2 separate regions of the Homo sapiens genome follow, and region 1 is linked to region 2. Evidence: chromatin contacts called from ENCODE Hi-C or POLR2A ChIA-PET data. All regions are on one chromosome and are shown on one strand. Each heading gives the region's core, a stretch centred on a gene start or an enhancer-like site at or near the end of the contact. The rest is flanking DNA. Distances are from core to core; before and after follow the strand shown. Region 1 holds the start of GIHCG (GIHCG inhibitor of miR-200b/200a/429 expression). Region 2 has its middle 35 kb from the start of GIHCG.

What was found. A loop is a pair of places that touch in the nucleus more often than their neighbours do. ChIA-PET counts read pairs that join two places held with the same protein, here RNA polymerase II (POLR2A). Pooled maps may share reads with other maps.
Region 1: a loop to region 2 is called in a map of naive thymus-derived CD4-positive, alpha-beta T cell, with 5 times the contacts of the local background. The contact joins the promoter of GIHCG here to the enhancer-like site in region 2. A Hi-C loop is called at or near these places in 6 of 168 maps with a recorded cell type or tissue (B cell, CD4-positive, alpha-beta T cell, CD4-positive, alpha-beta memory T cell and 2 more), 5 of 37 single-sample maps with no recorded cell type and 16 of 50 pooled maps. POLR2A ChIA-PET finds 5 or more read pairs at or near these places in 24 of 52 experiments (B cell, BJ, CD4-positive, alpha-beta T cell and 17 more).

The regions. Positions count from the first base shown.
Region 1 is chr12:57,931,129-57,937,685 of GRCh38, forward strand. It overlaps GIHCG (GIHCG inhibitor of miR-200b/200a/429 expression), which reads right to left and starts at 5,036. Exons shown (of 3, transcript NR_038269.1): 1 at 4,711-5,036; 2 at 4,342-4,425; 3 at 321-609. RefSeq lists enhancers at 4,461-4,961, 4,962-5,462.
Region 2 is chr12:57,897,793-57,903,928 of GRCh38, forward strand. No RefSeq gene overlaps it. Among named protein-coding and RNA genes, the nearest start is that of GIHCG, 35 kb to the right of the region's middle. RefSeq lists enhancers at 640-689, 1,290-1,509, 1,670-1,749. Within about 2 kb of position 1,344, at least 28 of the 41 ENCODE cell types and tissues checked have a DNase peak (open chromatin) inside an H3K27ac peak, as active enhancers do; they include B cell, CD4-positive, alpha-beta T cell, CD8-positive, alpha-beta T cell and 3 more, where a contact is called at or near this core.

The DNA.
Region 1 (6,557 bases), core at 3,786-6,285, 37 kb after region 2:
TTCTGTTCCATGACTGTTTATTTATTCCATTACCACTCTATGTTTATTATTCTTGTTTTATGCTTTGTTATATAATACAATTTCCTTTTATGAATTCTATTTTCTTGTTTTTTTTTTCATGTTTTTTTTTCTCTCAATGAATTTTGGAGTAATTCTGTTTAGTCCCAAACAAGCAAACAACAAAAACAAGCTCTTAAAATACTTTTGGGATTAATATTGGAATTTTACCAAATTTGCAGATTAACTTAGTGAGACTGTAGAATACTTTTAGAGTACCTTATAGAGTTACATTTAAAATAAGACAGAGAAAAAAAGAAATGTTGATTTAATGATGTATACTTCTATATTAGAATATTTTGAGCTGTCAATGACAAAAATCCAGGTAAAACCCAAGGTTAAGTATAAAAGAGAGTTTATTGGCTCATTCAACGGATAAGTCCAGTGGTAAAACTAGTTTTCAGGCATGTCTGGATCTCTGGGTTCAAACAATGTCATCAGGACTTGGTCTCTCTGTCTTCCAGCTTAGCTTCTTTAGCTTCAATATCAGACAAACCTCCATGTGGTTGCAAAGGTGGCCTGTCTGCTCTGTGTCTGTATGTTCTTTAGCACCTGCAATATAACATCAGAGGGAGAGTTTTTTTTTTTTTTTTTTTTTTTTTTTTTTTAATAGTGCCAGCAGGCCAGGTGCGGTGGCTCACGCCTGTAATCCCAGCACTTTGGGAGGCTGAGGTGGGTGGTTCACCTGAGGTTGGGAGTTCGAGACCAGCCTGACCAACATGGATTAACCCTGTCTTTACTAAAAAAAAAAATTAGCTGGATGTGGTGGTGCATGCCTGTAATCTCAGCTACTTGGGAGGCTGAGGCAGGAGAATCATTTGAACCTGGGAGGTGGAGGTTGTGGTGAGCCGAGATTGTGGTGAGCCAAGATTGCGCCATTGCACTCCAGCCTGGGCAACAAGAGCGAAACTCCATCTCAAAAAAAATATATATATATAAATAAATAGTACCAGCAAAAGTACCAATGATGGTTCTCATTGGTCAGGTCTGAATCAAGTGTAGGAATGGGGGCAGTGTGGGCAGTTGGGAATCAGCCTCACTTGAACCAGCTAAGGCTGGTGAGTGGTGGTTTCCTGAAAGGGATGTGGAGCAACCGAAAAATCAGGAATTATACACCATAATACCTATTTATGTATTTATTTATTAGATGGAGTCTCGCTCTGTTGTCCAGGTGGGAGTGCAGAGGTGCGATCTCGGCTCACTGCAACCTCTGCTTCCTGGGTTCAAGTGATTCTCCTGCCTCAGCCTCCTGAGTAGCTGGGATTACAAGCGCCCATCACCACACTCAGCTAATTTTTATATTTTTAGTAGAGACAGGGTTTCACCATGTTGGCTAGGCTGGTCTTGAACTCCTGACCTTAGGTGATCTGGCTGCCTTGGCCTCCCAAAGTGCTGGGATTATAGGTGTGAGCCACCACGCCCTGCTGATAATACCTGTTTATAAAAAGAGGATTTAAAAGCAACATTAGGAAATATTACTAAGTTGAAGTTCTAATACTATTTTTTAGATTATGAAGTTATTTTAGGGCTAAAGGTGAAAAGAAACCAGGCCATTGGGCAAGAAAACATGATGATAGACATTAAAAAGTTACTTGTAATTGAACAATATTTGTTAGAATTATAATGCTTATTCTTGATGTTACTCTTCCTCCATTTCTTGATCTCATCACTGCTTAGATTCTCCAAAATCTTGCTTCATAAATTTGTCCTGTTTTGCAGCTTAATCTTGTCTTTTATTTTTTTCCCCTGCTCCTAAGGAACCCCATTCCCCACCTCCCTAAACAAATCAACAAGCCTTTCAATTCTACTGCTTTTTATACCTCCTCTTCTTATATTCATTGGCCAATTGTTTAAAGTCATCAGTGATTTCCTTAATCATCAAATCCAATGAACTTGGACCCTCCTTGATGGCTTGCTGTCTCTGTAGTATTTGACAATATTGACAGAACTTTCCTTCTTGAAACCCGGAATCTTAGTTCCTATGAAACCCACTCTCCTGATGTTTCTCTTAGCTTTCTGATGACTTTTTCTCTGTTTACTTTGTTGGTTTTTCTTCTTCACCTTCTTTATATGTGGGTGATTCTCAAGGTTCTGGCTTCAAACTGTTTCACTATTCACTCTTTTTTTTTTTTTTTTGGCAGTTTCAAATACTTTCAAAAGAAGGGTATACACTTTTTTTTTTTTTTTTTTTTTTGAGACAAGAGTCTCACTCTGCTGCCCGGGCTGGAGGGCAGTGGCTGCCTCCCCTGCTCAAGTGATTCTCTTGCTTCAGCCTCCCATGTAGCTGGGATTACAGGTGTGCGCCACCACACCCGGCTAATTTTTGTATTTTTGGTAGAGACGGGGTTTTGTCATGTTGGCCAGGCTGGTCTCAAACTCCTGACCTCAAGTGATCCACGTACCTCAGCCTCCCAAAGTGCTGGGATTACAGGTGTGAGCCACCACACCCAGCCTACATCTTCTATTTAACTGCTTCTGATCAGTTCCTCTCCCAACACCTGTGTGATCTAATCCTAACTGTCCACTATCTAGAAAGACAGAGCTTAACTTCTTAACTTCTTCTAAAAAGATCTTTCCCTTCTGAATCCCATGGTACTTTTTTTTTTTTAATGGCACTACTTTAAAACTTGCATTAGCTCCTTATGTGTTAAGACTTGTCTTACTTTCTGGCCTATAAAGTCGCTTTTCCTTTTTCTTTTTTTTTTTTTTTAAGGAGATGGGGCCCCTGCTCTATAAACTTCTTTAAGAAGATTTTCTTCTTTTTAAACTTTTATTTTAGGTTTGGGGGTACACATGAAGGTTTGTTGTAAAGATTATTTCATCACCCACGTATTAAGCCTAGTACCCAATAGTTATTTTTTCTGCTCCTCTGCATGCTCCCACCCTCCACCCTCAAGCAGACCCCAGTGTTTCTTGTTCCCTTAAGATTTTCTAATTCAACTCTGCATCTCCTATACTGTAAAGCACAGTGTTTTGTATTTTTTCATTTGTTTTTTCAACATACATAAGCACTGACTATGTATTGTGCTAGGAGCTGGGTAAGTGGTTAAAAAAAACCCCGTGCTTTCTGCCCTCAGACAGTTTAGAGTCTCGTGAAAATACATATTGTGATATATAATCAATAAAACTTTATTGAAAGAATGAATCTTACATCTTAAACTCCTTTTTCATCTTCTTTCCCCAAACTCCTGACCTACATTCCTGCGCCCTTTCCCCTGATAAATCCCACAGATTTCTCAAATCCAGCAGCTGAATTGGATTCATGTGCTATGGATACACATAAATAAGTTTGCCCCATGTTCAAGAAACTCACAATAAAGCACCTTCTCTCCCCAAACCTTCTGCTGATTTTAGTATCAATGTTACTAACTCCTTCTTATTACCAAGGGGAAATCTTGGTATTCTTTTTGACTTCTTCCTCTTTTTCATATTTAATTCTTTAATTCAAGCAATTATCCCTCTTGTTGAGGTCCTTTCACCTATAGCAGAGGTTGAAAATTAGTGACCCACAAATTGTATCTAGCTAGTAGAGGTGTTTTGTTTTGTATAATATTATCAAAAATATGATTTTCCTGTTTCTCCTGAAAAATCAGGCAACACTGAGTCCTTATTTTTGCAAGAATTGGCTGGAGTTTTAGATGGGACAGCTCAATCAACTCTAACATTCCAATCTCTATCACTCCTTGCTTTTGTCACATTCAGTCCATTTCCTCACTTATGAAACTTTCTTAGTCCCTAATTTAGGCATCTGAGTTTGCCGTCTCTGGCCTATATGATCATAGACTGTCAGTAGTGGAAGAGATATTAAAAGATCAACTCGTCTAACAGTCTCCTGCTTCCTCTCCCCACTCTTTAAGAGACGGAGAAATGAGGTCTAAAGAGCTTACATTACCCAATCAATTTCATACAGCTAATGTGTAACAGGATTCTATAATATGCCATTAGGCCTCCTCCCTCATACGGATCATGTTAAACTTATATTTTCCCTTTGGTTTAATTGCTAGGAACCTCAGAGCCCAATTTGTGGCACCCCTCTAGTAAATACACGGACCTTTTGGTATGAAGTTTTGGGGTATTAATATACCCCTGGCTTTATTTTGTTTTCCAATTACCTTTACCTCAGTTTCTCTTCATCATTTTCTCCTATTATAGTGTGTATTTTTTTTCCCCAAGCATACTCAATCTTTTGTGAAAGAGGTACATCCGTACAGGCGTAAACTGTCGGGCTGTATTGTCTGGCTCCCAATTTCTTTCTTTCACTGTCATTCTGCTTTGGCTACTCACATTCTCTGTTTTCCTTGACAGCCAAACTTCTTGAAAGAATTGTCTTCACATGCTGTGTCCACTTCATCCTGTCTTTTCAATTCACTGTAAACAGATTTAAAGCCTTCAATGCCTTCTTTGTTGCTATGATATTAATACCAAAATTATATTGTATTCATCCATATATGAAGGACACAAAATGGTTTTCCCTAAATTATCTCAACTATGAAAAAATATGCAGAGAAAAAAATTAATAGGTAATGCATGAAAATGTTACTTCTGGGTAGCTGGATGACTGGTGAGATTTATTTTCTTTTAAAAATTTTCCACAGTTTTAAAAACAAGCGCATTAGAACACATCCCGATGTAAATTAGAAATTCTCAACTTACATTTTCTAAAAGGAGGCAGAAAACTAGAGAAGCGACAGTGAGGAGCCACTGGGCCACACTTCATTTCACCTTAAGACTGACTCAGAGAAAAACAAGAGGGTACGACTCAGATCCCCGGGGCCAGCAGCAGGGCCGCGGGGCACGACTGGATAACCGCTTGTGAAGAAAATTTTAAGAGAGCCCTCACGACCCTTTAGCGCATCCTAAAAGACCTCTGAATATCTCTGCCTCTCCCGCTAACGGCTCCAAACCGCAGATAACGGTCAATCGCCTCCGGTTGTCCTGGTAACAGCCAGCAACCACAACCCTGCCTGCGTAACTCCTCCCAGAACACCGTGCGTCTTATCGCTTCACTTCCGGGTTCGGAGGGCCGACTTCTTCCGGAAGTATCTGCCTGCCAGTCACCTGGCGTTTTCTGGCTGTGTGGCTTTACTAGACAGAATGTGGCGTATTGTTGGGCAGGGCCCTGAGGACCCTTTTGTTGTTTCCCCCCCGTTTAACAGGACTGGAAAGCTAAGCAAAGGCTTTACTCTCACGGAATTGGATGAATTGGACGTTAGTTTTTAAAAAGCCGAAGGGTACATGTTAGCTTTATTTAACCATTCCACAATGTATATATATTTCAAAACATGTTTTATACTATAAATATAATTTTTATTTGTCAACTAAAAAACAGCATTAAGTGTTAAAAGCTGTTAAGTCAGAATATAGAGATGAATCTTTGAAATTAGAATGCTTTATTTGGGAAGAAAATAGTAATTTGGGGCATATATGTAGACTGGGGTGGTCTTCGGGATGTCTGAAGAGTGAAGAGGTTAGAGACTTTATAAGAAGGAGAAATGTTACGTATTGGTCTCCAAGAGAGTTTATTGGCACTATTAATGTTTTGGTGGGGTTGGCAAACTGATTGCTGAGTGACGGTGGTGGGTAAAATTAGTCTTAGAATTGTAGCAGACTGTCTTAGTAGCCTTTAGATTAAATTGGTTTTAAGTGTTAGCAGGCAGTTTCAGCAGCCAGGCCTGTAGAGAATTATATTTTTCAAGTGATATTTGTGACCTGAATGTTTTTTCCCTCTGGCCTCTCCACTCTTTAACTGGTATGACAAAAGTGACCCGATTTATATGATCAACTTTCACAGCTGACAGGTGGTAAACTCTTTACAATTATATGTAATTTATTTGTTACTGTGATAGATTTATACAATTTTAAATAATTTAGTTCCCATTAAAAAAGCAATTATTTTTGCTTTAGAAAATGAAGGCCAAAAAAACCCCCAAAACACAAAACCTCCAAATCCTACCCATTTAAGGACAACCAATGTGAATACTTTGTAGGAGTCTTCCAGACCCTTTCTATGAATTATAGTAAGTACAAATTCAAAATGGAATCATACTGTATATGCTAGTTTGGAACTTAAAAAACTTTTTTTTTTTTGAGACAAAGTTACTGTGTTGCCCAGGCTGCAGTGTAGTGGCCCGATCTCGGCTTACTGCAACCTCTCCACCACCTGGGCTCAAGCAATTCTCCTGCCTCAGTCTCCTGAGTAGCTTGGGATTATAGGCGGCGCCACCACACCCAGCTAATTTTTGTATTTTTAGTAGAGATGAGGTTTCACCATGTTGGTCAGGCTGGTCTCGAACTCCTCATCCCAAGTGATCTGCCTTCCTCGGTCTCCCAAAGTGCTGGGATTACAGGCATGAGCCACCCGCGCCCAGCCTGAATTTTTTTTTTTTTTGAGCTGTTGTCTTGCTCTGTCGCCCAGGCTGGAGTGCAGTGGCGCGATCCCAGCTCACTGAGGCAGGAGAATTGCTTGAACCCAGGAGGCAGAGGTTGCAGTGAGCCGGGAT
Region 2 (6,136 bases), core at 94-2,593:
GCGAGCCTGCAGAGGTGGGAGGGCAGGTGAATGGTATGATGAAGGGGGTGTTTTTAAGGACCAGAAGTCTGGCAGCAGTGCGCAGAATAAACTCGAAGCATTGATGGAGACCCGTTGGAGGCTTCTGCAAGGAACCAGGCTGACGTAAGGTCACAGTGCTGGGGTGTTAAGAGAAAAGGTGAAAATGAACAGCGAGAAATAAGAGATTTTGAAGAAAGAATGGAGATAATTGATTGTGTATACAGCAAAGGGGAGAAATCACCAGAGGTGATGTTGATTTTGAGCATGGATGGCAGGGAGAAGATGGCAGCCCTGCAGCCCTTAGGTGGAGGGGGGGGTGCGCCAGTGGCCAGGGGAGGAGCTCCTTTTGGAGATGGCGTTTGTGAAGACAATGGGCTCTTAACTGGGAAATGTCCAGTGGGCTGGAAGTCAGAGGAAATAACTCAAGGGATGAAAGAGATCTTGCAGATCTTACAGGGAGATCACAGAAAGGGAGAAAGAGAAGTAGGGCCAGGGGACACCCACGTTTAGGAGTAGGAGCCGCTGGCAAGGCTGTGGAAGGAATATTCACACCCCAAGGACAGACCAACCTGGGCACGAAGTGTCTCTGCCTGACCTTGGCCAAGTTGTTTATTCTGTCTGCACCTCAGTTTTCTCATCTATAAAATGGCACTAACAGCACTTGCATTACTTTCTGTGAGGACGATGTGAAATGTCTGAAGCATCTCACACACTGCACAGTGTCTGGTGCAGGGCAAGCACCAGCTGTTCTTCCTTTCCACACTTCCCTTCCTGCCACACCCTCTATGTCCTTTCATGGCAGCCACCTGAACACAGTTTCTCTCCTTTTAAATTGTTGTTGTTTTTCTTCTTACCCCTCCTCCTCTTCATCTCCTTCTTCTTTTTCTAGAAGAAACACACGGTCTTGTTTGCATGACCAATTATTTGAACTGGAAATACCCTCCATTATGAAGGAAGGAAATAATAAATTTTTTTCCTAAGGGCCTCTTAGCTGAAGCTGGCTATTACCTCACTGGATCCTTCCAGCAGCCCTGCAGGGTTTGGGAAGGCAGGTATTATCAGGCCTTTTTCCCCCCTACAGCTGAAGAAATGGAAGAATGGTTGTAAAAAGTTTTATTATTCTGTTGAGAACCACATGTCTAATCAGTACTCTCTAGCTCAGAGCTTTCTAAACTTCTATTTGTAGCCCTTTATTTTTGGAAATAATTTTACTCGGTAGTCAAATAAAATAGATATAGGCAACCCAGTTCTGGTTTCAGTGCAGTGGGGAGGTTCTGAGTCACGACTGCTTGGCTGTGCTCCCACTCCCAGCCCCAGGCCAGGCTGAGAAGTGGGGCTTTCCTTGTGGGGTAACCCAGCACCCAGAGCCTCTCCCTCTACACTAAGCTTCATTCTTTTCCTTTTCAGCCACAAACTTCCTGACTGTGAAAGCCAGGCCCCAGCCCAAGAAGGCTTCACAGACCCCTAGGTGTGCCCTCTGTGTGAGCCAAGTGTTGACCCTGGCGATGATGCCAACAGCCCGACTCTGCCCAGCTTTCAGCCGCATGAGTGTGAACCAGCTGAGCGGCACCAGCTCAGGGCAAGGCAGAAGGCCAGGTGCACTGTCTCTAGGCAGGCAGGATGAACAGCAGCACCTGATGTCACAGCGGCCGGGGAACCACCCTGGTTGGGGCATGCTAACCCACCCTGCTAATATGCTTTGGGTCCTAATTTCCTTTTTGAATGAGTTTCTTAAAAAAAACAACTTGTTAGGTGAAAAGACAGTTTGTGGTTTTTAGAATGATGATTTGAGTAAGGCAAGTATTGGTAAAATGCTCTGCAGATAGTTATCGCATACGCTAATGCTTACATAAGATAAACTCCTGGCAATGGAATTAGATGAAAGTATATATACATTAAGTTTTAAAATATACACTATTTAAGGCAGATGAATAGACATAAAAAATAAAAGCAGCTTAAAAAAATAACACTGTTAACACAAGCAGAATGCTGCTTTATACAACCTTGATCTTGCCATCCCTTCCCTTCTACCTAGAGGACACCAGGATCCAGAATTTGGTGTTTATCATTCCTATACAGTGCTTTTAATGTTTTAACATTTTACGTAAATTATATTTTACTGCATGTATTCTTCTGAAACTTGCATCTTTTATTATTGTGATTCAGGGTGTTGTTCTGTTGCCCATGCTGGGTAGTGGTGTGATCATGGCTCACCATAACCTCTAACTCCTGGGCTCGAACTGCTACCTCAGCCTCCCGAGTAGGTAGGACTACAGGCTTGTGCCACCATGCCTGGCTAATGAAAACAATTTTTTTTTTTTTTTGGATACAGAGTCTCACTGTGTTGCCCAGGCTGGAGTGTAGTGGCGTGATCTCGGCTCACTACAACCTTTGCTGCCCAGGTTCAAGTGATTCTCCTGCCTCAGCCTCCTGAGTAGCTGGGATTACAGGTGCCTGCCACCGTGCCTGGCTAATTTTAATTTTTTGGTGGTTTTTAGTAGAGACAGGGTTTCATCATCTTGGCCAAGCTGGTCTTGAACTCCTGACCTCGTGATCCACCCACCTTGGCCTCCCAAAGTGCTGGGATTACAGGCGTGAGCCACTGTGCCTGGCGAAAACACATTTTTTGTGGCAACTGAGTCTCATTATGTTGCGCAGGCTGGTCTTGAACTTCGGGCCTCAAGCAATCCTCCTGCCTCAGCCTCCCGGGTAGCTGGGATTACAGGCATGCGCCACTGTGCCTGGCTGAAACTTGCATCGTCTTTTCCTCAGTATTATATTTCTGAGATTCTTCCATGTTGATACCTTTTTAAAGGAAATTTATTTTCACTGTATAACTTCAAATTGTATGAATATACTATAATTATGTATCCATTTTCTGGTTAATGGACATTAAAGTTGTACAGTGTTTTTTTCCTGTTACAAACAGTGCTTCTATGAACATTCTTGTACACATCATCTCTTGATTGTGTATGTGTGGGGGTTTCTCTAGGACATTTGCTTAGGAGTGGAATTACTGACTGGTTCATAGATTATGAGAATCTTCAATGAGATTGGAAGTATTCTCCAGGCCGGGTGCGGTGGCTCACACCTGTAATCCCAGCACTTTGGGAGGCTGAGGTGGGCAGATCACATGAGGATCAGGAGTTCGAGACAAGCCTGCCCAACATGGTGAAACCCTGTCTCTACTAAAAAAATACAAAAATTGGCTGGGCGCAGTGGTTCACGCCTGTAATCCCAGCACTTTGGGAGGCCGAGGCGGGCAGATCACGAGGTCAGGAGATTGACACCATCCTGGCTAACACGGTGAAACCCCTTCTCTACTAAAAATACAAAAAAATTAGCCGGGCGTGGTGGCGGGTGCCTGTACTCCCAGCTACTCGGGAGGCTGAGGCAGGAGAATGGCAAGAACCCGGGAGGCAGAGCTCGCAGTGAGCCGAGATCATGCCACTGCACTCTGGCCTGGGCGACAGAGCGAGACTCCATCTCAAAAAAAAAAAAAAAAAAAAAAAATGAGCTGGATGTGGCAGTGTGAGCCCGTAATCCCAGCTACCAGCTACTCCAGAGGCTGAAGCAGGAGAATTGCTTGAACCCAGGAGATGGAGGTGCAGTGAGCCGAGACTGCACCACTGCCCTCCAGCCTGGGTGACAGAGTGAGACTCTCTCAAAAAAAGAAAAAAAAAAAAGGAAAAAAAAAAAAAGTCTTTCCAAAGTGGTTATTGTAATTTACACTCTTATCCACAGTCAGTTACTCCACCTCCTCACCATCACTTGCTGTTGTCAAACTTTTAATTTTTGTGGAATTGATTGGTGTGAAATGCTTTCTTGTTGTGGTTTACATTTCTCTGATTACTAGTGAGGTTAGGCATCTTTTCACATATTTTATTTTTTTGCTATACGTATCTCTTCTTATGATAATTACCTTTGCCCATTTTCTTCTTTTGGAGTGCTTGTCCTTTCCATATTGATTATAGAATTCCATTAAATATTATGCTTACTAGTCTGTTATCAGTTAAATGTTTTGCAAATATCTTTCCCATCTGTTGATTCTTTTCACTTTTTTTTTTCTTGAGACGGGGTCTCAGTCTGCTGCCCAGGCTGTAGCACAATGGTGCGATCACAGCTCAGTGCAGCCTCGAACTCTTGGGCTCAGGTGATCCTCCTGCCTTGAGCTGGGAATACAGGCATACACCACCATGCTTGGCTATCTTTTCACTTTTAAAACGAGTGGACTTTTGATGAACAGAAGTTGATGTAATATAGTTGAGTTTTGTATTTAAATTTTTTATATTGTTAATTGCTCAGCTTGTACTTCTGTCAATAGTGTATAAGAGTGCCTGGTTTTCCACACTGCTGCCAACACTGGGCCTGAATGATTTTAATTTTTGTTAATCTGATAGGTGAAAATGGTGTCTCACTGTTTTGATCTGTCTTAATTATGGGTAAGCTTGAGCATATTTTCACAGGCTACTGGCCTTTTACATTTCTTTTTCTGTTTTCTTCATTTTTCTATTGAGTAGTTTGCTTTTTCCTAATTGATTTGTGAAGGCTTTCTGAATAGTAAAGAAATATACCCTGTTTCTGCTGTGTGTGTGGCTACATGCTGCATGTGTATCTCCTCACTGCAAGCCATTGATGATGGAACTAGAAAAACCTGAGCCTCTGTACCACATTTGCCCTCTTTAGCCCTTGAACACTAGCTGTGTTGCACAAGAATGTAAAAAGCTGCAATTGGAGGCTTTGTGGAAGTGGCAGGAGGAGCAATGTAGTTCTGTGTAAGTAGGAGCAATAGGGTAGGGAGTGTGTACACTGTGGAAGCCCATCTTCTATTAAAGGGTAAAACAAACAGAGACGGGAGAGAAAGTTTGAGTTGGAGCAATAGGAATGTGGCCTGCATTCTCATTTCTTAAGTGAAACGTTACTAATGCCCTGGTGAGGAATTCTGAAGTGCCTTGTGTAGCTTGGCTGCCCTTGGCTGGTGGTGAGAGTGGTGGAATGGAATAGTTCTGAGGGTCTGGCCTGTACCAGGCATGCAGCCCTGATGGAGGCTCAAGAAAGCTGACTTGCTCCAGGTCACAGGGCTGTCAGTGGCCAAGCTTGGATTCAACTCTGGGACTAGCTCGCTCTTCAGCCCTGTTGTCTGCAGCATACTAATGGTTCTACCATGATTAGTCTCAATTAGGGGAAGGCTTGGCTTTTATAAGGAGATTTGTCAGGAAAGCCTCATAACAAAAGAGTCAAATTAGAACATATTTTAAATAGATTGCCATCTCAACAGTGAAATTTCATATTTCTATGTTTTAATGTCAATAATTGGCTTAAATAGTCCCTCTTGGAGAACACAGGTAAATTAACAGTAATTATAATTGGGCTCTATTGAAAAAGAGCAATAGACTTAATAGTCCTGTTCATGCCTGAAAGAATGTTCAATGGAGAAACCAGCCAAGATTCCATTTTTCCCTGTCTTGCATTCAGTACAATTTGGATGACATTAAGCTTTCTCTTCACTCATTTACTCATCCAACAACTGCTTACCACATTCACATTCTGTGCCATTTTGTTAAGAGCTGAAAGAGTGGTGAACAGACCTAGGGCCTGCCCTCACAGAGCCTACAGTCTAGTGAGAGGGATAATCAATAAACAAGTAAACAAACAAAAAACAGCTGTTGTAAGTGCTGTGAGGGACATACACACGTGCTGCGACAGAGAATAATATGGGATTGACTTTAGTGGGCAGGTCAGGGAAGGTCACACACATTCTGTGGGTGATTGGGTACTAACATTTATTTTGGAGTTAAAAATACCTCCTACAGGTCTTTTGCTGCAGTGATGCCAGCGGGAGCATCAGGAGCTTGGGCTCAGAGCAGGACGCCTCGGATTGTTTTAAGAAAATGGCAGACGAACTGGGCATGGAGGAAATCGCTAGCTTTCATAAGGCCAAGCTAAGGAAAATGGGGATGCAGAACACCCTGCCAACCAACCCAAGAGACTGCTGAGCAGGAGAAGCGGTGTGAGACTTCCTAAGAGCCTGGAGGATTCCCGACCCCATCATCTTCCAGACTCCAGCTGCCATGTGGAAGAAGCTGATTATAGCAGGGTTTTTTTTTTTTTGCCA